3 separate regions of the Mus musculus genome follow, and regions 1 and 2 are each linked to region 3. A link is a loop called in an ENCODE intact Hi-C map of the cell type or tissue named here. Cell type or tissue: heart. All regions are shown on one strand. Region 1 overlaps Pde1c (phosphodiesterase 1C). Region 2 overlaps Pde1c (phosphodiesterase 1C). Region 3 holds the start of Pde1c (phosphodiesterase 1C).

Region 1 (8,000 bases), 290 kb before region 3:
CTTGAATTTTGAGTAAGTATTTTAAATTTTAAATCAGTGAGTTTAAAATTGGACAACACTAGCAGACATGCTAACATGAAGCAGAGAAATCTTATGGGGTTGCAACCCTAGACAAAGAAGTATAATCAATTAAGGAATGCTGAGAGTGGGAGAAAATTAGTTTTTTTCCCCAGGAAAAACCACATCAACTGATTGTCCAACACCAAATAGTCTTCTCTGAAACACACACATACAAGTAACACAGGGACTGAGCAGATTATAATTATATTTAGTAATATATATATATATATATATATATATATGCGATATATAATATAATATATAAAAAACAAAAAGTCATGCTTTTGAGAGAGAACAAGTGTGTATGCAAGGGTTTGGAAGAAGGGAAAATAAAGGGGAAAATGGTGTAATCATATTTTAATTTCACAAAATAACATCATTTTAATGGGAAAAGTTATTTTTAGACGTACATTTCCTATCCCTGATGGCTATTGAGGCAGTGTTCGTGTAAGGGTAAATCATCTCTTGGGGATGAAAAAACAGGTCAGTGGGAAGAATTTAATTTTTCAGGATAAGATACATCATTTTTAATTTGGGGGCAACTTACCGCTTTTAAAGGCCTACACAGTAAAATCAAGTAAGCCTAGCATTTACTAGCTTTTTGCTGGAGTCTTTATTGACTCCAAATGTAGTGACTGGTGATCTATAAGAGAATGACCGAGGGGAATCTCAGGCAGATTTCACTTTGACTCTCAGGGTCAGCCACAGTAGTGTAAGCTGTAAGAGGTGTGTCCTGGTGCATCTGGTAGGTGCTAAGGGACACTCTCTCTGTTCTTATACTTGCCCTATTTTTTGTTCCAGTGATGAGAGATGTTCTGGATCTTTTTCATCTTGATCCGCTGATCCAGCATCTTGTATCTTACAGGATGATCATCAGTTTTCTTCGGGACGGAAGGTGCATAGGAGCTAGATGCATAAGCAGGACGCTTAAAGTGACGCAAAGGAGGCTTGATGACTGGAGAGCATGGAAAGGAAGACAGAGAACCATTAGCTTCAGAGAGACTTGACTGGACAGAGACATGGCCGTTGTGTTCCTCTTTGACTTGTATGTCTCCTCCAAGCCAAAAAAATGAATAAGATTAAATTTCTAAACTGATTGAATAAGCACAATATAACTTAGTTATTAACTTTAAACTCAATAAAGACAAACTGCTAGAGATGGGCAGTGGTAGCTGTATATAACATTTACATGGCAATGAATGGGTGAACTTATGAAAAGGTGTGGGAATGCCGGGATCACCAAGCAAGGTGACCATGGTGAGCAGTGACATATCCATTGCTCACAACATTTAGCACTGTGTGTAAGCTTTGGGGACTAGAGAAATGCCACATACTCCCAAAGTACTAACTACAAGCACACCACCAAGAAAATATTTGCAAGATATCTATAAAGATCTAATATCCAATATGTACAAAGAACTCTTAAAATTCAGTGGAAGGAAACAATTCAGTGGCAAAATGAATAAACTCCTAGCTACAGAAGAGACATATATCAAATAAGCACAGGACAAATGTGTACACTGAAGAATTACAAATAAAAAAGCAATATTTGATAAAATTGATAAAAATAAATGAGTGATCAAGCCATATGAACATGTAGACACATCTTAAATACACGTTGCTAAGAGAAAGAAACCAGTCTGCAAAGTTAGTCATACTATGTGATTGTACTTACAGGATAAGCTTGAAGGGGGAAAGAACCCCACAGAACTATGGAGACAATAAAAAGATCACTGGCTGAAACATTATTAAAGTGAGGAAAAAATAATAAATAGGTAAGCAGTAGGAATTCCAGGGGAGTAAAATCATTTTATGTAATACTAGTAGATTCTGACACTATTTGTCAAAACTCATAAACTTTTATAGGAGAGATCTCTAATGTATGCAATTTTTTAAAAAGGCATTGAGGTTATTAGGATCCCAGAATGCACTGCAAAAAATCTGACATCCCTGCAAATTTAAGTAACAATGAGCCTGCAGGGAACAGGAAGCTAGAGGACCACCTGATTAACTGCTTATAAGCAGGCTCTAAGAGCAAAAGGGTCAGGGAAGCTACACATAAACTATGCATTCTGGTATTAAAGTTGCTTCTCAGACAGGGGCAGATGAACAATTCCAATTCTACTCTACAATTATCTAAAATTGAAAACTTGTATATAAAATGAGAACAGATGACAAAAACTATCCACGAAGATGTTAGCAGCTAAGCAAAAGGAGGAGGCTAGCACGATCTAAAGGTCATTGATTAGACTTGGTGAAATCAATACAAATTCATCACAAAGATATTGATGGCTACATATAACAGTGTTTATAAATAGGAGTGCTTACATAGCTTAGTGTACACACGTGCATTTCTTTATCAGACCTAGAATAATTGCAGGCTTTAAAGCTACAGCAGCAGAGAACTAATCTTATATGTGCATATTTATTTCAAATACCACTCTCCAATGAGGGAGAAAAAACACATCTTATAGCAATAGCTTGCTATAGAACTAAGCACAGTATATACACAGTGGACTTGGATACCATTATAGAAACATAAAACTCAAAAGTACCAAAAAAAGAAAGAGAGAGAAGAAGAAAAGGAGGAGAAGGAAGAAGAAGAGGAAGAGGAGGGAGAGGAAGGAGGGAGAGGAGGAGGAGGAGGAAGAGTTTTAGCATGGGTTGAACATGGTAATATCCTTCCAAAGAACGTGTATCCTAAGAAGGATGAAATAGCAGTCACAGTGAAGAAATATGACCAATATGGCCCCATTCAGGAGACAAAACATGACATAGCATAGCATAACAGAGCATATATCCTTGGTTTTATGTGACAGGAGTTAATATTTTGTGATGAAAGTAAAACTTACATAACCCCATTCTAACAGTAAGAAAAAGAAGATAACCCCAACTGGTAGACAACCACAAAACACCTGACTAGTAAAGCAAAGAAGCCCGAGAGACTGAGAAGCTGCAGAGCCAAGAGGAGCTAAGGAGACACAATGCTCTCGTGTGTTTCCCTGGGTGATCCTAGAACAGAGAAAAGAGTGGCAAGTGAGAAGCAGGAAGATGTGAATGGTGGAGTCCAACATTTAACTGGCAGTTCTGTGAGGAGAAGAGATGAAGAATTGATTAGGTTTTCTCTTGTCTGTTCTACTCTCCCACAACCCTTATTGTTCCTCCTGAAATTCTGTTTAGTTAATGGACATGGGGAGAGGAATAATGTAGTCAGTAAGGACAAAACAAATATGATAATTAGGTGAGAAGCCTGGAGAATCAGAGGTGGTGCAGCTGATTGCCCAAGCACCAGCTCTCTGCAGGCCATTCCTGCTTTTCCTAAAGACCAAAGGGAAATGGTACTTAACTAAGAGGGTTGAAAGGACTTAGAGCTAAGAGACACTTCTATTAAACACCTAAAGCAGTTCTCAGAAATACCCTCTCAGCAAATATTTTGTTACATGTGGGGCTGGGCAGATGGTTCAATGAGCAAATCTCTGTAACCGTTAGGCCCAATCAAGTTCAGATCCCTAGTAGCCACAGAGAAGCCTGGTACAATGACAAGCAAGTATAGGCCCCCAGTTCTGGTGGGGCAGAGACATGTCAATCCCAGAGTCTCCCTGGACATTCAGTCTAAAAGGAATGGCAAATTCTAGGTTCAGTGAGAGACAGTGCCTCAAAAAGTAACATGGAGAAATAGAGGAAGACATCTCTGGCCTCCACAAATGTTCGTATGATAAGCACCCTCCGTACACATACATCACATACACTCAGACACAAATGAACTATGAAATGCGATACATTAAATTGTCATGTTTCAGGCCAGCAAGATGACTAAGCTAACTAGCTAGATGATCTGACTTCAATCACTGGAACTCACACAGTGGGAGAAGGAAATTGACTAAAACAAGTTATCTTTTGAGCACAACATCTACGCCATGGCACACACACGTGGGCACACACACACACACACTAAAGAAATAAAAAAATAGAAATATATTTAAATAAATTCTCAGTTTTTATTTAATAAAACACAGTACTGTGATATCATGAAAATATTGAACAAGTGTTTGTTAGCAAAAATAGAGGCTTATGTGATTATTATCACATAATAATGAACAATAACTCTGACTCTAAGCTTTATATATCATGTATTACTGTTTTGCCTACATGTGTGTCTGTGCACCACACACGTGTCTGGTACCCTCAGACTAGAAGAGGTTATCAGATGTTCTAGAACTGTAGTTACAGACAATTGTGGACTGTTATGTGGGCGCTGGGACTTGAACCTGGGTTCTCTGTAAGACCAGCAAGTGTTCTTAATCTGTGAGCTAACTCTCCAGCCCCTAACCTAATCTTATCACCACAAAGCATATTATCATGTGCATAGGAAAATCTAAAAAACAAAACCAGCTCCAGGCCATGGTTATATCTATGCAATATGAACATTTGCTTTGATTGACTGTTAGAGTTGTAATTTTACAAAAGAAACACAACTGAGCATTTCTTCTACCGAATCATCTGTCAACTCTACAGGAATACACCAGAGAGAAAATTCGATAAGACAATGTTCCCTGGGGTTTTCCCACTAGACCCCCAGAAAGTCTGGCTCAGCACACTTTTTGAAGTCTAAGATTAATATTTACCTATTGGTTTCTTAGAACATATGCTGTGTGCTGCTGGTATAACGGAAAAGAACAGAAATCCCTGCCCTGGTGGGCAGTCTTTCTAGGTCTACCCGAGAACTTGTGCATCACTTACAAGAAGAGGCATTCTTATAAGCTGCTCTTCCCAGGCTTCTTAATGCCCAGGCTGAAACTGCTTGGTGATATCTTCACACAATGAAGGCTGTCAGAAAATGGGTCTGTTGTGACACAGGAATAAATTCCCCTGTTTATTGTTAGAATGGTCACATTTAAGCTCTCAGAATGCTTAATCCCATAGTTTAGGGTCAACAAGTATTATAGCCGCCACCATTCCCACCCCCAACACATCTAGAACAAGTATAAAAACATTGCAGTGACCCAGGAGGATAGAGAAGGGAGGGCTGAGCGTCTCAGATCACAAGCTCAGGCCTGGGATCACTGATTTATGTCTTTTGAGTCACAGTCCCTCTTCATATTCATCCTATTTTCACAACTCAGCATGAACTCAGCCAAAGTATTATTGAATTTCCCACTTCACAGCATGAAGGAACATTTACCATTTGCTAGAATTCTGATTGTCAGAACAAAAACTCTGCTTGCCACTAGCTGCAAATAGCCTGAACCTACTGGTAGAGATCAGCTCCCCACCGAGCTATAAATACGTGCATGCCTGCTGTCACAGCCACTCAATATGGGGAAAGGGGGGAGGCTGTGCCCAATGCTGTTTGTGTGTACTTTTTGCTTTTCTCCTGCGCAGGGATCAAGATTTGATGGCAAGATATGACAGCAGGGCAGGCACAGGGGCACCATCTTGAGTGCTGTGTTGATCTTTCTTCTGGGGTTCTAGGTGTCTTCCTGAAGGGTAAGTTTTTTTGTTTTGTTTTGTTTTTTTTTTTGTTGTTTTTGGATTTTTGAGACAGGGTTTCTCTGTATAGCCCTGGCTGTCCTGAAGCTCATTTTGTAGACCAGGCTGGCCTCGAACTCAGAAATCTGCCTGCCTCTGCCTCCCGAGTGCTGGGATTAAAGGCGTGCGTAAGATTTTATTCATCATTGGAATGTTTCTGGGGTCTTAGAAGGGACCCGATCCTCTTCCTTTCAGTAACTGCCATTCACTACAGCTGAACCCAATAGTACAGTCTCCTTCTCTGGGCAAAGAAGAACCAAATAGGGAACAGAACCCTACTTTCCATGTGTTTTATCTGCATGGTTAACACGTCTTCCACTAGTGGACACTGAAATAAGAAATATATCCTCTTATGGCAGATGACTTGCACAAAATGATAGTATCAGCTGATGTAGATTTTGACTCCGGCTTACACACCTGCACACAGTGTTTATTTAGAGGTCACTTTTGAACACAATCAGAAAAAGACAAACTTAAAACAGAAACTATACATCATTACCTATTATTGTTTATTTTAAAATTACACATAATCTTTGATTTTCATAAATCAACACTCTTTCAGGAGCATCAACTCTCATTTAGCCCTCATTATTTTCATAAATACTACAATTCCTTCCTCCCAAATAATGCCCATAGCTTTCTTCTCCTCTTCTTCTTCTTCTTCTTCTTCTTCTTCTTCTTCTTCTTCTTCTTCTTCTTCTTCTTCTTCTTCTCCTTCTTCTCCTTCTTCTCCTTCTTCTTCTTCTTCTTCTTCTTCTTCTTCTTCTTCTTCTTCTTCTTCTTCTTCTTCTTCTTCTTCTTCTTCTTCTTCTTTCTTCCTTCTTCCTTCCTTTTTCTTCTTCCTTCCTTCCTTCCCTCCTCCTCCTCCTCCTCCCTCTTCTTCTTCTTCTTCCCCCCTCTCTCTTTTTCTCTCTCTCCCCTGTCTCTCTCTGTCACTCTTCTCTTTTCCTTTCCTCTCCTCTCCTCCTGCCTCACTTCCTTCCCCTATCTCTTCTCATAAACTAATGCACATACTCTTTAGTCTAGAAAACAGATTTAATTTGTTTAGACATCAAATTTATACAGCTGTTGAATTCAGATATGATTATGATAAATGACATATAATGTCTACTAACTGTACAAGGTAACACGCTGAGAATTTAATATGAATTAGCTTAGTCCATGCCTCCATTCACACCTGGCAATAAGGAAGCACTGGGGCCACTCCTTACCCAGGTATGGAAACTGAGGCTTAATAGATGTATATCACAACTATGATGAAGGAAGTCTGAAGCCTTGAGTCACATCCAAACAGACTTCAGACCCTTCCTGGTACATGGATTAGTATGTTGGACCAAATTTAGTTTTAATAATTGCTATAACAGGCTTAAAATGCCAAGTTAAAACTATTCCCTTTAAGTATCACTGAACCTACATAACTCCTGTGGCATATGCTGAGTTCTGCAGTACTCCCCGTACAGCTATAATAATGCTTCTTAAAACACATGTCTTCTGTGTGTATGGCTCAAAGAGATCCTGAAGGAGGTCCCCTAAGTAAGTGTTTTCTTCTGGTGCCTCCCTCCTCTCCACAAGCTAGAATGCTGGCATGTGTTCCAAGTTTGGGGGAGTAGAAACAAGTCACCATGCCAGGCAGGCTTGGGACCTTAGGTGAAATTGTCCTTATTGGTTCCTCCCCTGTCTGTCACATGAAGAGCTGCAAAAAAACCTACCGCTGTGGTGTCCAAGTTTAGTTCAAGCACATAGAGCAGAAGCTGTGGGGCAGACTGAGCCTCTACTGTCTTTACACCACCACAAATCCAGAGAGCAGGAACTCCTACCTTAATCTCTCCAGGATTCTTCCTGATTTGTATCTCCACAATCGCATTTGCAGCTCTGTCGTCTTTAGAGGGTAGACAGATTCAGCTTTGGCCCTGTAGTCATGTGACATGAGAGCCTTGTTTCACCCTCTCAACTCAGTACTAGTGATGAATTAGCACTCACTTCAGAAGTCAATACTGAGAATGCAAAGAACCACGGGTCCAAAAGCAGCCAGCACTGGTATTTAAAGGAGTGCTCCTTCCCTAGCAGTTTTTCTGCATTTCCCGAGTTGAAGATATGGAATTGTCTGGCAGATTTGTTATTGCCAGGAGTATTCAGTAGCAGTATCCTCTACAAAATTTCAACTTATATACATCCCAAGATGTGGAAGCATTAGCCTGAAGCCAGGCTCATAGGTATCCTGAACTTTTGTAGACACAGAATTTTATAATATTAGCCAAATCAGAAAATTACTCTTCATCCACACACATTACATGGAGTTGTCTAAAGTGACACTTTATTTTTGAATCTTCACATTGTATTTCATATTAAACAATAGAATGATGACATTTTTAAAGATCTTGGTTTTCCAAAGACTACCTCAAGAAAATGAG
Region 2 (8,000 bases), 51 kb before region 3:
ATGCACAAGACCCTAGCCTACAACACACCCGCGCGCGCACACCCACACACACACTATTAGATAAGAAAATCAAATATACCTAAAAATAAATTAGCATTAAAAGATCTTTAGTTTAGAGACTACAATATGGCTTGATGGTTAAAAGCACTGGCTATTCCCCCAAGAGGACCTGGGTTTGATTCCTAGCACCCATATGATATCTCTGTAACTTGAGTTCCTGAGATTGGAGGTCATCTTCTGGCCTCTGAAAGCTTCAGGCATGCATGGGATATATCAGTATCTATACCACAAACCACCAAAAAAAAAATCAGACAAAATAACCATATAAATAGACAAACAAATAAATAAATATTTAAAAAATAATAGTGTTAGCCGGGCGTGGTGGCGCACACCTTTAATCCCAGCACTGGGGAGGCAGAGGCAGGCGGATTTCTGAGTTCCAGGTCAGCCTGGTCTACAGAGTGAGTTCCAGGACAGCCAGGGCTACACAGAGAAACCCTGTCTCAAAAAACCAAAAAAGAACAAAAAAACAAACAAACAAAAAATAGTGTTTAGAATGTTCATTGTCTCAGTAAAGGTCAATATCTCAGTTCCAAATTTTACATGAGGAAGTATGAACTCCGAAGGCAGCTAAGAGGTTCAGGATGGAACTCTCATCTCTCTCATTCTCAAATCACTTCCCTGGGGAAGACCCCACTTCCAGCGCCATGCCCAACACAGACCTGGTCAGGGTGATCAGGCATTTTTCCCTTCCATGCATACTAGGAAGGAAAGAATGTTTTTATTACTGCTAAATATAGAGCTGAGTCATTTGGGACATCAGCATAGCAAGGAAATCTGGCTAATAGAAGGGACTGGGTTAGGCGGGAGCAGAATAAGCTATAGTAAGATGCTGAGTCTAGGTACACTCATCTGAGCATAGGCCATATTTCAGCCCACTCTGCTTACTGATTATCAGAAAGTTACTAATTCATAGATCAATAAATCATCTTTTCCATTTCTTATCCTAATGCAAGTATGTCACAGAAAGGGTCTAAATATATACAATAAGTCAATTCTCGTTTAATATTAAAGGGAGGATATTCCTCAATATACACAGAGAACAATTCTAAATGCCTCAGAAGAGAGAGGTAAGTGTCTTTATTTCATTAGTCAACAGTTATTTGATACACACCATGTTTTCAGCTCCACTGGAACATCAAAATGTATAAAACTCCACTTCCCTGGGCTCATAGTCAATATCTTACAATCCATCACTTTGACCAGTGTCTTCTTATCCATAATACTTAATAGGCTTCAGGGTATTTCTATAACACTTGAGTTTAGGACCACAGAATGAGAGCCATTCATCAAAATCCTTGGCTTCTGAGCTGTCATCTTGTGTCTGTCTCACCCTTTTTATTTTTTATCAAGTACCACAAAGTCCTTTTTTTTAAAAAAAAAAAAAACTGTATTATTTAATCTTCACCATTGAACAGAGACGTCAGGAGTCCAAGACACCAAGTGCATTTCAGTCAGTGGGCTTCAATGTGGACTTCCACTCCAGCTACTCCCCTTTCATGTTTCTTTTCACATGTGTGTGAAAGAAGGGATTCCTCAGTCACACTAGTGACTGTGTGTCTAACAGGTATAGAACAAGGCACCTCTAAGCATAAAATCAAAGTTCAGGAGATTACAGATTTGAGATTTTTAATGTGGTCATACTAAAAAGACTTCTACCAGTTCAGTACCTGAATTTGATTATCTCTTTCCCCATAATACAAATTGGTGCCTACGAACATCTTGAAATGTTTAAACCTGATTCAAATTAGATTCTTTTCAGTAGATACTGAAGAGACTGCATAATATATGCAAAATTTATGATTCTGTGTGCATATTGTCTTGAAGACCAGAGGTCAACCTCAGGTGTCATTCTTCAAGAGTCATCTACTGTTTTTTATTCATTTGTTTTAAGACATGATATCTCATTAGTTAACAAGCAGCTCACTGATTAAACAAGGCTAGATAGTCAGCAAGAGGGATCTTCCTGCCTCTACCGCCCAGGCCTGTAGTTACAGCACATAGTAGCATACATGTTTTGGGTTCTTTTTAATTTGTTTGTTAATGTGAGTGCTAGGGACCAAATCTGGGTGCTCGTGTTTGTGCAATGTCTTTGTTAGGGCTTCTACTGCTGTGCTAGAACACCATAACCAAAAGCAAGTAGGGGAGGGAAGGGTTTACTTAGCTTACACTTCCATATTGTAGACCATCATTTAAGGAGGTCAGGACAGGAACCCAAACAGGTCAGGAATCTGGAGGCAGGTGCTAATGCAGAGGTCATAGAGGAGTACTGGTTACTAGCTTTTCCACCAAGGCTTGCTCAGCCTGCTTTCTTATAGAACCCAGGTCCAATCTTGTGGAAGCAATTTTTTTTTCTCAATTGAGATTCCCTTCTTTCATATACCTCTAGTTTGTATGAATTTGACATAGAACTCACCAGAACATGCAGCAAGCACTATACCAACTGAGCCTTCTCCTTATCACCTGTTTTAATTTTGAGACACTTCTTTTAAATGCTATTAGTTGTTTATTTAACACTGTTGTCTTTTATTTTTAATCAACACAGAAGGTGCATTTTCTTTTTGTAGATCAATAACAGATCCATAGTCCCTTTCCTGATTTCAATAATTCTGGCCAAAGCCAGTCATGTAAGAAAGGTCACAAGAGTTTCATTATGAAATGGGAAAATAAAATCTCCTAAGAAATAACTTTTCAAACTTTTGTAGATCTTGACTTCTTTGCCTCAAATTACCTTCCTTCTTTCCCATCACATTCATTGTGGGAAAAAGCTTCACTTTCTGGAATAACATTCTCTGGCGAAATTATTGTGATCCGTACTGTCCAGTCACTTTGAAAAAATAGGCTCAATTCATCCCAAAACACAATACCTTCTCTCTCCCCACACAATGCAAAGAATGAAGGGAAATAAATGTTTCTATAGTATTAGGGTTTACTTGGGATATAAGCCATGGCTTGGATCCCAGATTCTTCATACAGTACCAGTATGCCTGGGCCAAAAGCTCTATGCCCAGGCAGAGTTCCTGTGCCAGACCTGTCACTTACACTTGGTACTGGTAGTACATGATAAATTGGTACCATCTTCTTGAAGATGATAAAGGGCAATGTTGGAGTAGTGTTGTCCTATTCATAGGCACCACAGGAGATAAAATTCCATAAATGAGTAAGCTAAGCCAAGAAAGGGAACATAATTGATGCTCAGTGGGTGAATTTGTGACCAACAAAGATGACAAAGGAAGAGAAAGTGGTGTATAGAATCCCCAAACAGAGTGGGACACCACAGATCACCTTTATTCTGTCTCTCATCAGCTATAATGCCTCAGTAAAACAAAAATACCAGGAGCTCATTGTCCAGACAGTACTGCAGGAAGAGAGTAGCCTCCCTTTCTCTCCTTTCAGCTTTCTTTGTTGCTCCTTGGCCCATTTCTTCTGTGACTTATGGTGGTTTGAATGAGAATGATTCCCCTATAGGAGCTGACTCAGGAAATTTCAGGATATCCCAATATAGAATTTTGTCACGTGGTTACTAATAATCACTCTGATGCAGGTCTACAAGGAAAGAGAGTAAGGGAGACTACTGAAAGAAATGCAAAATATACACCTTAAAGGGAAAAGCAACACCAGGAAATTGACCTGAGGAAAGTCTTGTGCTGAAAGATAAGAAGATGAAAGTAGGACTTGATCTGAAATGGAAAAAAAAAAAAAAAAAAAAGGAGCAATGCCCTCAGGACAAGACCCCACCCAGCAAAACCTCCAACTCTCCAACTGGACAAAAGGAAAGGCCTGAGGAATTCTCCGTTCCTAAAAACCACCAACAAAGGAAAGCTTCTGCAAATGTAGAAGGCCAGACTGTCCCCCAACCGAGCAACCAAACTTGGTGGCATTGTCCAGGAGCTACTGCTTTTATCCTTTAATGAGGAGGATACAATTAAGAGTCACTGAGGCCTTGAGAGACCAATGTGTAAAGTTGTGTAAGTGAAGCCTGATTATGTTGGAGACCCCAAAATATTGGACATGCTAGTTGTATACGACATTTTCTAGCCTACGAGAAAAAAGTAGGTTGCAGGCAGCAAAGCTGGGAGAGTGAAGCCATCTATGCCCTTTGACATCAGACTTGGAACTAGAGCATTTGTACTTTGACCTGTTGGGTTTCCGTCTTGCTTTGGTCCAGTATTTTCTCACTATGTCTCTATTCCTCCCTTTTAGAAGTGCCATTGCATGTTAGAAGTATGGAATTTGCTTTTTAATTTTACAGGAAGCACAATTAAGTGATTGCCTTGAGTCTCAGAAGAGACTTTGGAATTTTAAACTGTGTTGATGCTGTGGAAGACTGGATAGACTGTTGAAGTTGGACTAAATGTATTTTACATTATGATACTGACATGAGTCTATGAGGGCTAGGGAGTAGGTGTGATGGTTTGAAGGATGCTTCCTGTAGGCTCATGTATTTGAATATTTGGTGCTAGTTGGTGGAACTGTTTGAGAAAGATGAAGAAGTATAGCCTTGTTGAAGGAGGTGTGTCACTGCGGTTGATCTGTGAAGTTTCAAAACATTCATATGATTCTCAGTGTTCTTTTTGTGTCTTATGGTTGTGGATCAAGATGTGAGCACTCACAATTCTTTCTCTCTGTCATAGACCTCCAGAAACTGTAAGCCATATTATGCATTTTCTTTTATAAATTACCTTGGTTGCTGCATGTTATCACAGCAGTATAAATGTAATCATGATAGATTTGATTATATTCAAGCACATACAGAAGAACAAAACTAGTGAATATAAAATTCTGAATGCCATAAACAACAATTAACTCTACTGAGATCCATGGAGCAATTGGATGGCAGGTGTTAGGAGTTGGGTGGGGGCAGAGATAGTATCTAAAACAGTATATGGCTCAGAGCAGACACTCATAAATATCTGTGTGCTAAAAGGCCAAATTTAATTGTTTATTTTTAAAAAATATTTTCTCTTTTAAATAATTTCATAAGGAGTAAAACATAATAATGAAATTAAATAATCAAAATAATAGGGAAATATATAATAAAAAGTTTCAGAGAATGTTTCAGATTAAATGATAGAAATTTGTTGTTTAAGTAATCATTAAATGTCTGCAATCAAAGTATCAAAATACTGTAGACTATCAATTTTAGACTGGGCTCTAAAAACAACTTGAGATCTGAGCCTGTGGATTCACGTGTACATGACAGTAAAGCAAAAGAACACCGTAGTTGTGTAACAGTGTCAATTAGATGCTAATTTGCTGAAAAGTATCAATGACATTCCAACCCTTTTTCACATAAAATACATACATATGGACATGTATATATATACATAGACATTAAGTGAGAAGCCCAAAATTGTTTTTATATCTTCAAGAATCCTTCCAAGTGAGATAATGATGAATATATTCTGAATCAAGGTGCTCCTTAATATGAGGCTATGGGGACTAACATTACCCCCTCCATTGCTGACCAGAATAGAAAATCATGGCAAGATGTACCTCATAAGAAATTAACATAAAACATGCCAAATATATAAAACTATGTTTTTCAAAACACTGTGTATCAGGCCACTAAGAACAGATAATGAAGGGTGTGTCTGAAACACATAAGTACTGTGGATACCACAACATATTGCCTGGAGAAAGATCTCAGGGTTTGGTTCACTCACAGAGGGGTAATCAGATAAGTAGATTTCTACTCAGGAGATGGCTGGACATTTCAAGTGGACTAAGGTAACTAGAATTCCCAGGACAGAGTCCTTAAGAAAAGAGAACGGCATAAAGAGAAAACAAACATCACCTTCAACAAAATCTTCTTTAATAAATACTTAAGTAACAATCAGGACACGTGTGCGGAAGACCTGCATGCTGTGCTCTAAAGCAACCAAGCTGAGCATACGCCGAGAGCCCATGCCCAAGCTGAGACACATTTCTCTGCTCCTTAGAGAAATACGTGCTGACATCAGATTTATCAGTCTAAGATTAACTGCTTTCTTCTCAAATTCTAGAGTAAGACAAGGATTCTATTCTTTTGCATGAAGAATGATGCACATTATTCTGAAGGTTGTATGCACTGCATGAATGCAACACAAAGAAACAAAAAGGCATACATATTGAACGGGAGGAACTAAGCCTGTGTTTTATTTACAGTCAACATGAACTTTTATATAGAAAGACGGATGGCCCAAAAAGTTACTAGAACTAATCAATCCTTTTAGCATACATAGAGGATAGGAAATCATTATATTAAAATAAATTCCATTTCTGTATACTATAATGAATTAGAAATTTAAAAGTAATTCCATTTATCCTTCCTAGACCCTTTTTATCCAGGCCACACCAAAGCACACAGCTGCTTTCCAGGGACTCACTAGATCCCAGAAGATTCCCTACCAGGGACCCTCCAGCCAGCCCAACTCCTGTAGGGATATAGGTAGACTACCTGTGTGTGCTTTCTTTCCCAGCCCCCTACATTTGAATCACCCCAAACCTTCAAAGCTGCTTCCTAGATACTGATAACACCTCCCACTAGCCCTCACACTCCTATTTCCTACAAGGGACTCTCCTGGGAGACTCAGGCTAATCTCTCCATTTGTGGTTCACCAGGTCTTTGCTGGGCTCTAATACTTAGATCCAAGAACCAGTGCACACTACTAGAAAAAAATTTATTCCAAGCTCCTTAACTAAGCCACTTAAGTCACTAGACTGTAACTGAAAAGGATGAAAAGTTTAGATGGGGCCTGTAGCTCCAAATACAAACTTGCTGTGAATTAGGCCCTTTCCAAATGGTAAAGAGACATGTTGCCAAATAAATAAATAAATAATCAAAAGTGATTTTTAGTAAAAAAATAAAGTAAACCTCAATGGAAAAACTAATTATTCTAGATGTGAAAATACCAATGCAGAAAAGAAAACAATGCTTTAAAAAAAACCAACAGCAAAATAATAGATCTGCTTCCTAAACCACAAATCCTATAGTAATATCCTCTAGTAAAATTTGATTTAGAAGAACTTCAAGATAAAAAGTACAAAAAGATGATTATAACTATGACCAAAAACTCAAAGTAGATAAAATCAGAGAGAAAAATAAAATTGGAGTGAATCCAATATATAAAAACGGACTTTGAATTTTTAATGAAAACCCAAATAGAAATGAAAAAGTCAGTAGGACAATTAAAACCTCATCAACAAAATGGATCCTGCCCAAAACAAACCAACAGAATCACCCCAGAGATTTAGGGATAGAAGACAAATAGAGGATTTTCCCATTCCGGAAACGTCAATCAGCAGGATTTTTTTCTTTCATGTAAATAGAATATGTGGTAGTTTTGGAACAGCACTTTGCTGGCTAGCTAATATGTTAACTCAACATGAGCTAGAATCATCTGAAAGGAGGGGACCTCAATAGAATATATGCCTCCATAATAATTGGCTGTAGGGCATTTTCCCAATTAGTGATTGATGAAGAAGGGTACAGCCCATAATAGCTGGTGCTATCTCTGAGCAGGTGGTCTGTAGGAATATAAGTTAAAACCCTTTCATCTTCCACTTGATTTCAGTCTTGGTGTTTCACTGAAGCTATAGTAGGCATAAGACAAAGACTTAGTCTTTAGATTATGGTAATAAACAAAGAATACCATAACCAAGGAATGAAGATATTCTTTTATGCCCCACACATAGAAGAAGAATTGTCTATCTAGGTACAAGATGCTACAGAACTTCAAATAAAAAAAGAAAATCTTAACAAAATATTATAGTTAACATATTAAAAACACACAATAAGAATAGGTACAAAAGCTGCAAAAGAGAAAATCCAAGTCACTTACAAAGTCAGAGCCCATTAGAATAACTCAGATTAATCTACAGAAGCTTTAAAAACTTGAAGAGGATAGCAAGGCATGTACTCCAGCTTCTGATAGCAACATCAATAAATATTACATACC
Region 3 (8,000 bases):
TTTTTTAGACATTTTAGACTCATTTAGAGTTTAGACATTTCTAGAGAAAGTACCCAAGGAGCTGAAGGGGTCTGCAACCCTATAGGTGGAACAAGAATATGAACTAACCAGTACCCCCTGAGCTCATGTCTCTAGCTGCATATGTAGCAGAAGATGGCCTAGCCGGCCATCATTGGGAAAAGAGGCCCCTTGGTCTTGCAAACTTTATATGTCCTAGTACAGGGGACCGCCAGGGCCAAGAAGTGGGAGTGGGTGGGTAGGGGAGCAGGGTAGGGGGAGGGTATGGGGAACTTTCGGGATAGCATTTGAAATGTAAATAAAGAAAATATCTAATAAAATAAAATTTAAAAATAAATAAATAAAAACAGACCTTTTTTAGAAAAAGCAGCATCAAAACAACCTAAGCAAAACAGAACCTAACTGTTCCATGCAGCTGGGTCAGCCAACAGCCTCGGAAAACAGCTATGGCAACAGATCCAGGGATCCCCACCCTACCTTTCCATTCCTGCTTCTCCCTGAAGGTTGGCTTATTGTTTTCTAGCATAAGACAATTCTTCTCATTAAGATAACAGGAAATGAATCATGGTAGTCACCAGGAAAGTCCAGAAGGGAACAGTTATCAAACTCTAGGGCCGACACAGAATGCCAGCTAGGGACTCCATGTCCCTGTTTGAGATCCATGTTTATTGAGACCCACTGACCTTAGGGACATAAGATCCTAGGATTCACAACTTATGCTACAGGAGCCTGACCCTTTGATGGAGTTTAGGAGGCAGAGTGGGAAACAATGCCTTTTACTATAGGAAGACAGTAGAAAACTGTGCTGGAAAGACAAAAGCAATATTTTCCCTCGTCTACCAACAGAGGAGCCACTTACCTCTCTCTCTCTCTCTCTCTCTCTCTCTCTCTCTCTCTCTCTCTCTCTTTCTCTGTGTGTGTGTGTGTGTGTGTGTGTGTGTGTGTGTGTGTGTTACTTTAAGTAATGCAAGAAATATAAGGCATTGCATAACCGTAAAATTTATGATACTGCCTCATAGTTGGGCAAGATGAATGAAAGAGAGGTTAAAACATTGTGATTATGATAGCAAGTGCCAAAGAATAAGTGAAATGTGTCCTGTTACACTCAGTTAAAACAAAGTGCAGCACAGGGACACCTTCTTGTCATTGTGTGGCCATTTGACAGCAGAAAAACTCTTGGTCAGAGCCCAAGCCACTGGTCATGACTCACTTGCTCAAACTCAAGCAGCCACGAGGTCTCTCATATCATCACGGCATGAAGATATACTACACTTCCCATTAGCAGAGCCTTTATCAACAAGGTGACTTGGAGTGGCACGTTAAAATTTCATATCCACTCCTACAGAGGAAGTACATGTGCCAACATGAGAGAGTACTAGATAATCCAGAACTCACATAGCTCTCAGACCAGTTGAACTAAATCTCTGACCACCTGTGTTCTGTCTGTAAGAGTGTCATGGTAATAAATTAGTGTGAAAATCCAACTACGGCCACTGCCTCTTTTAAAATGTTGAAAAAGCAGCTTCCTTTCTCTTTCTGACAGTCTGTTGTGTAGACAAACACACACACACACACACACACACACACACACACACACGAGTATCCCAGGAATTTCCATGGTGTAGAATGTAAGGTATTATCCTGAATTGTAGAAATGTATATGCTTTTGTTGCCAGAGTGTTAGAACTGCTACTGTGTTGAAACAAATAAATGACTATGTAAGTAAGAAAATAAATGTGGTAAGACAAATGATAGTAGAATCAGCACAGTGGTAAAAAAATTTACATTGCAGTAACAAATACCTTTTAAATTATAAAGTGGAACTAAAGCGGTCAGAGCGTGGCTATTGAGCAAAAGGGTCTCCTCAGGAAAGGTGGGAAGAGGAATTAGAAAAGGCACACTGGGTAAAGAACCAATTGACACATTTGAAGGCACCCCCGAGGTCTGGAAAGATGTGAAAGACTAGAGAAGATCCAACTGTGGATATATCACACATCACACTGCAGCACGCTGAGGAGTGAAAGCTCTCACATAGGAAACTGAGAAAGCTGCAAGACCAAGACCGTGTGGTGTAAAGCTAAATGCTTCTCACATGAGTTCCCACCTGAGCTATGCTGAGCTAACCAAAAGCTGTTTCTAGCCTCAGTAGCTTTGTGGAATGGCTTTAGCTTGTAAAACCTCTAGAGAAACAGTTCCGGAGATTGTAGCCATGTGTCCCTCTGGCTGGAAAGGCAAGAACACCAGCCTAACTCTGCTTTCACAGTGCACACCTCGGCCCTAAGTTTTGTGGACCTAACAAACGTTCTGTGTGTGGCACAGTATGACAAGATTATCTATCGCTCAGGACACTGTACATGAGCTTCCTGTAAACACATCTCTGAAAAGAGCTTCCACATAAGCCGCATAAGCTGGCCAGAGAGCCTGCCAGCCAGGGACCAGTTTTCCAAGTAAGTTTACAGTCTCCACTTACATTAGCTATACAAGTCAAAAAAGCAAATTCCTTGGCAAGGCGTCCTACAAAATCAATGGCAATGGGCTTCTTCCATTCTAGATGGAATGCTTTTTATAAAGTATACCCCTGAATAGGGACCCTGAAAGAAATGAACACAACTTTAGCGTCTTCCCTTAGTAATTCTAAATATCCTGCCAGGATGTGATCTTCCCTAAGATGAGGTCAGATCAGATCAGCACCTTCTTGATTTATTTGGCTTTGCTTCTTGGATATGTATGCAATGCTTTCAAAAGCACTGATGGCAGACGCATAGCAAGGAGCTATTTCTCTCTCACCATCCTTGTAAGTTCAGAAAACCTGCAAAGGGTTTTCAAAATTACAGTAGATCGCTGAAGTCGAATATCTGACACAATAATCACCTACTTGCTGTGAGCAGCATCAATGGGAGCTGTGTGTCAGCTGACAAGGAATCACTGGTCGTGAATGTGTAATAAAGGAAAATATACTCTGAAGTCACCTCAGTCCTCAGCAACTAAACCAGAAAGAACGAGGTGAAGTGACTCAAGTTCAGAGCTCTCTCTGTATCACCATTTGTGCTGTTCCCGTGTGTATCTGATGTGCACTTTCTCTAAAAACAGCCCACCCTTCTCTAAGCAAAACCTGCCAGGAAGAGTCCTAAGAAAATATCAGGACCTGAACCGAGCTAGAGAGTAGGCAGACAGAATTATCAGCAAAAGTGTCTATCTGAATCTGAACAGTTACTAAGTCACTGGATGATCTACCAACATGCTTGCAAACAGTTTACAAAGAAAATTTCTAGTTAAAAGTCCCTCACCAAACTTCTCTCCCTGGGCAAACGGACCGGAAACACCTCCTTGCTACTTGCATCACAAGTGTGTATTCAGGAGGGTATGCCCGGCCCCTTCTCAAATAAAACAAGACTTGTAAAGAGCAAAGCATCAGGACAGAAAAGCCGCCCTTTCTGCTGCTGCGTTAGAAGGTAGGAGCCTAGACTGTAGTTTACAGAGACAGTTGTGGAACTTCTACCACTGAGTTCAAAGGGCTTGCAGTGAGGGGTAAGGAATGGTGACTGTGGATGCGCAGTAAAATAGGGACGAGAGAGGGAAAGAGGGCAAGGGAGTCAGGGAGTAGGGAGGTGTACTTACAGCCCGCGGAGCCGAAGCCAGATTTTCTCGATCTGCTCAGGTTGCAGGTGTTTCAGAGAGTTGCTCTCGAATTCTTCAATTTCCTTGGTTGGAGACTCCATAGCTGCAGGTTCTCACTGAGGGTGAGGTGGAGAGAGTTTGTGTAGTCCCTTCCCAGCCTCCTCTCCTTGCTGGGTCCAGCCCAGTGAGTCTTTCAGTCACTTTGTCACTTCCCCTGCAGCGTCCCCAGAGATGGCTCAGAGCCTGCAAGGATCACAGGGGACTCCGGCCCCAGGTGCGCGCTGGAGGCAGCTGTGGAAACCAGCCATGATGCTTACTACTGCCAGGGACAGGGATAAGGACTGTGTCCGGGAGAAAGCGCCTCGACTCTGTTCCTGTTCTTTTTCCCTTCAAACAAAGCCAAAGAAGCTACCGGCGGCTCCCCAGAGGATTTGGAGGCAAGAGGAGAACTGAGTGGTAAAAAGAGGGGAGAAAGTGAGGAGCTGGGTGGAGTAGGATGAGCCTGAGCAGCAGGGTGAGCCGCGGGGTGCTCAGACCCCTGCCCAGCTCCGCCCTGCGCCCTGCGCCCTGCCTGCTCCGCCTCAGTGCCCCTCACTTACCAGCAAGCCCTGCTGACATGCAAGAACTGACAAGTGAGAAAAGTCTTTTGTTGGCTTGGGGCTAGTGACAGGGCTGGCACCCCGTGTGGGGAGGGAGGGGATAACACTGTCAGCAGGGCAGGAGTACCACACCTGCCCCCACAGGCAGCCCTTGGCCACCCAGCCCTATGCCCTACAATGATGGCTGCCCGCACTGCATAAAGAACAGGGCTCCGCGCCCCAAGGAAGGGAAATCTGGGGCTTCCCAGCACAAAGCCCTGGTGTTTTCTTACTAATAAAATTGATTCTCATTCTCTCTCTCTCTCTCTCTCTCTCTCTCTCTCTCTCTCTCCCTCCCTCCCTCCCTCCCTCCCTCTCTCTCTCTCCCCCCCCTTTCAAAAACAGATATTACAACAAAAGAGTTTCTTCAAATAATGCTACAAGCCTTCTAGGCGGCTCCGCTGTGCGCTGGCTACGCAGCTGTTGACTTTGGCAGTCTGTCAGCTCCACACAGCTGCACCACCCTGCTAGATGGTCCCCTTGGTCATGCACAATGTCAATAACATAATTGCCCAGCAGAACGGGACCAGGTTGGAAAGAGGAAAGCATCTAGGGTTAGGGATCAACTTAAAGACAAGAACAACTTTTCATTGGTCAAGTCAAGTTCCATTCATATGATTTGGCAAAGGAATAAAACAAGGGTATATACCTTTCACTTGCTCAATGAATTGGGTAATTAGCAATCATTTCCCAGTAATTGGCCATATACTCTAGCAAAGATACCTAGGTGGATCAGAAAAAAAGTCGCCCTCATTTGTCACAGATTCAAAAGTCAGTCTATTCATCCATCCTTAAAGGTACATAAAGGCATAAAGTACACCTCCACTGAATTAAAGCATTGCTACTAGGCAAAGGTAATATTAAACAGCTGCTATATATTAGTGTGGAGGGCATTTACCTGAATAATATAATTACTTATTCACATTCACCCAGCTGATAACAGTGACTTGGGAAATGGTATGCCAAAAAGGGAAATAGTTTGCCAACTTGTCTGGGGGCTAGAAGACAGAAGTGTGGGCTGAAACTATGGTATTTCCATTAGCGTGCATGTGTGCCCTGAGTGAGGACCTGCTGACCAAATTCAGACATGTAATAATCATTCGGATAACAAGCACTGTGCCAAGTACAGGAACCTTTCTCTGGTCCGAACACTGTGCTAACAGTTCTCTGCTCACACAACAGTCTGTGAGTCTGATATTATCACCGCTTTTCAACAAGGAAATGGGAATAGCAGGAAGTTACCTGCAAGAACGAGAACCAAACCAGGAACAACCAGAACTGGAGTTGAGCACCATTATTCTGGCCTCAGAAAAGTGTCCCCATCGCAAGATCACATTGTCTGCATGTCCAAAGTGACAAATATAAGCAAAAAAGTTTCCTGTCTCTTCCACCCATACAATTCTTTGAAATCATGTAGAGAGATTTGGGGAAAGGAAGGCAGATATTACTGGATTTGATTAGGTCAAATAAGCCCATGTTAGAAGGAAAACAAACATGCTTTCATTACAATCTAGCAGATGAGAGAAAAGATAAGAAAACTTACTGAGAATCTTTGAAGTCAAGATTTAGTGTCACATTAGATATTTTTGAAACTACCGTTATATTAGAAAGTTGATAAAATACATAAATTTGCCTTATTTTAGACCAGTCATGATTTCTGAAACTAGAAGTCTCCTGGAAGATAATTTCAAAGTGTCAAAGATGATTTTCAAAGTTTTTTTTAAATAGGATATTTCAAATAGCATCTATTTAATAAGGAATTCCAATGTATTCCTTAACTTCAAACCATGAAGATGAAGCCACTCTTCCTTCTGGGATCAAAGAGTCCTAACTTCTCAGGGATTCTGTTCACTCGGCCTCTCATCTCTCAGCTCTTGACCTGACATACCAGTTCTGTGAGAAATGAAGCCAGAGTACCATAAAGGAGCTTAGGCATCCTTTCTTCCTTCTAATCAAGAGTTCTCTAACCCACAGTCAGAAATCTGTTTCACTTGACAAGTTCATGCTTTCTGTTGCTCTGTTCTTTTCCCTTTAGCTGATGCAGATGCAGAATGCTAGATACCTGCAGCAATGTTGTGAATCACAATTTCTGGTGACATTCTCTTTGGGAGGAAGGAAATAAACAGATACAGACTGACTCAGAAGCAAGCTTTGGAAGCCATAATGCTGCTCACAACTGTATATTGGAGGTTAATTTCTGTTGTTAATTACTAAGTCAGTTTTTTAAAGTTGAATTCTAGAAAAGTCTCATGTAGGCAAATACTTAAAAATACACATACTCAGGCATATATATATATATATATATATATATATATATATATCATACACATACATGCATACCTATCCATATATGTGCAGACAGTCAACAATTTAAAGCACTTTCCCCAGTATTTAAGCAGTAACACAGCCTAAATACTTGCAAGCATTTGCCCTAACAGTACATAGCACCATAATATATTAGAAAGCTACCAAACTGTTTTGTTTCAGGGTTCAAAGAGAACTTTGATGCATATTAGTCAGGTGAGAACCCAAGCTTTTGTAGGCATATGAGAATGACCTCCCAGATCCCTTCCTCTCTGGGATTTTATAACCATGAACACAGCACCCATCAGCCACTGGGAACTACCAATGCCAAGTGGTTTGCTAAGCTTATCACAGGTTTGTTCATATCCTCATCAAAACATACTTCCATATAAAATTAAAGCCACACTGAGATTCCGTTTCACCACTGATGGAATGGCAGTCGTTAAGAAAATAAATAAAAACAAAGGATGTCAGGAAAGAGAGGAAAAACAACCCTAATAGACAGTCATTTTGGAAACCAGTATGGAGGTCCCTCAAAGGAAGAACTTCATGACTCTGCTGCCTCAAGTCAACAATTCACATGGATATTTGTACATCTTTTTACTGCAGCACTATCTGTAGTGACAATTTTGGCATCTTGGTTTCTTTAAAAAACACAGAAGTAATATAAGAATATGGCTCTTTTAATCCCAGATGTGGGGATATGGTGCTACTTCAGATTGTCCACAGCAGCTGACTATGATTTGCCTTGTGCTCTAGCAGGGGCATGATTTTGCCAGCAGCAGATAGTTTCTGTGATTGTGTGACATTTGGAATTCTAAGTACTTTTTAGAGGGTGTATAAATGCTAGAGCCCTAAGGGACAGTGTGGGTTCTTGGTTGTTGGTTGGTTGCTGTTGGTCTGAGTTTGTTAAGTAGTCATGTGCAAAGAAGGAACAGCAAAAGAAGAAACTAGATATCCTGAAGGCAAAGATCAAACTTTCCCCAACGGACTCAACAGCCCTAATCAGGAGGAACAAGTCTAATGATAATGTTGTCCCTTTCCCCTCTATCCCTTTTTCTGTCCTATCTAGTTTTAGGGGGTTGAAAGAATAGAAAAAAGGGGGGTGGAAAGAGTGGAAGAAAGAAGAACCCACAAAATAGCAAAAAAACAGTTACAACTCCATAAGAGCTAAGTATAGGACTGACCTAGGGGGTCCATCCACAGAGGCATAAATGACGAAAATATGAGGTATGTATACACATAATAGAATGTTATCTGCAGGAAAATGGATATAGTAATTGGAGATTGTCATAATAAATGTATTAAGTAAAACTCACAAAAACAAATGCCATCTTGTATCTCATCCGTGGATGACAGATTTCACACAGAAACAAAATTCTGTATGTTTATATAAAATGAAAGCAAAAGCAAAACTGCCTA

What was found. A loop is a pair of places that touch in the nucleus more often than their neighbours do. Peaks named below come from ENCODE experiments on the same cell type or tissue, not always from the same donor. Only the 100,000 strongest peaks of a DNase experiment are listed, where the experiment ranks them.
Region 1: it touches region 3 in a loop (2.1-fold over the local background); 6 of 42 quality-filtered maps call a loop at or near these places.
Region 2: it touches region 3 in a loop (2.2-fold over the local background); 2 of 42 quality-filtered maps call a loop at or near these places.

Annotation. Positions count from the first base shown.
Region 1 is chr6:56,071,361-56,079,360 of GRCm38, forward strand. It overlaps Pde1c (phosphodiesterase 1C), which reads right to left. Exons shown (of 19, transcript NM_001159953.1): 18 at 845-1,015. The coding sequence ends at 846. Among named protein-coding and RNA genes, the nearest start is that of Ppp1r17, 58 kb to the left of the region's middle. In heart, no CTCF peak of the experiment used is centred here; no DNase peak of the experiment used is centred here; H3K27ac peaks cover 407 bases.
Region 2 is chr6:56,307,409-56,315,408 of GRCm38, forward strand. The region is part of intron 2 of Pde1c (phosphodiesterase 1C); the gene reads right to left. Among named protein-coding and RNA genes, the nearest start is that of Pde1c, 51 kb to the right of the region's middle. In heart, no CTCF peak of the experiment used is centred here; a DNase peak (open chromatin) is centred at 3,163.
Region 3 is chr6:56,358,109-56,366,108 of GRCm38, forward strand. Pde1c (phosphodiesterase 1C) reads right to left here and starts at 4,284. Exons shown (of 19, transcript NM_001159953.1): 1 at 3,637-4,284. The coding sequence starts at 3,737. In heart, CTCF peaks have their summits at 2,218 and 4,326; DNase peaks (open chromatin) are centred at 1,233, 3,953 and 4,323; H3K4me3 peaks cover 1,846 bases; H3K27ac peaks cover 1,107 bases.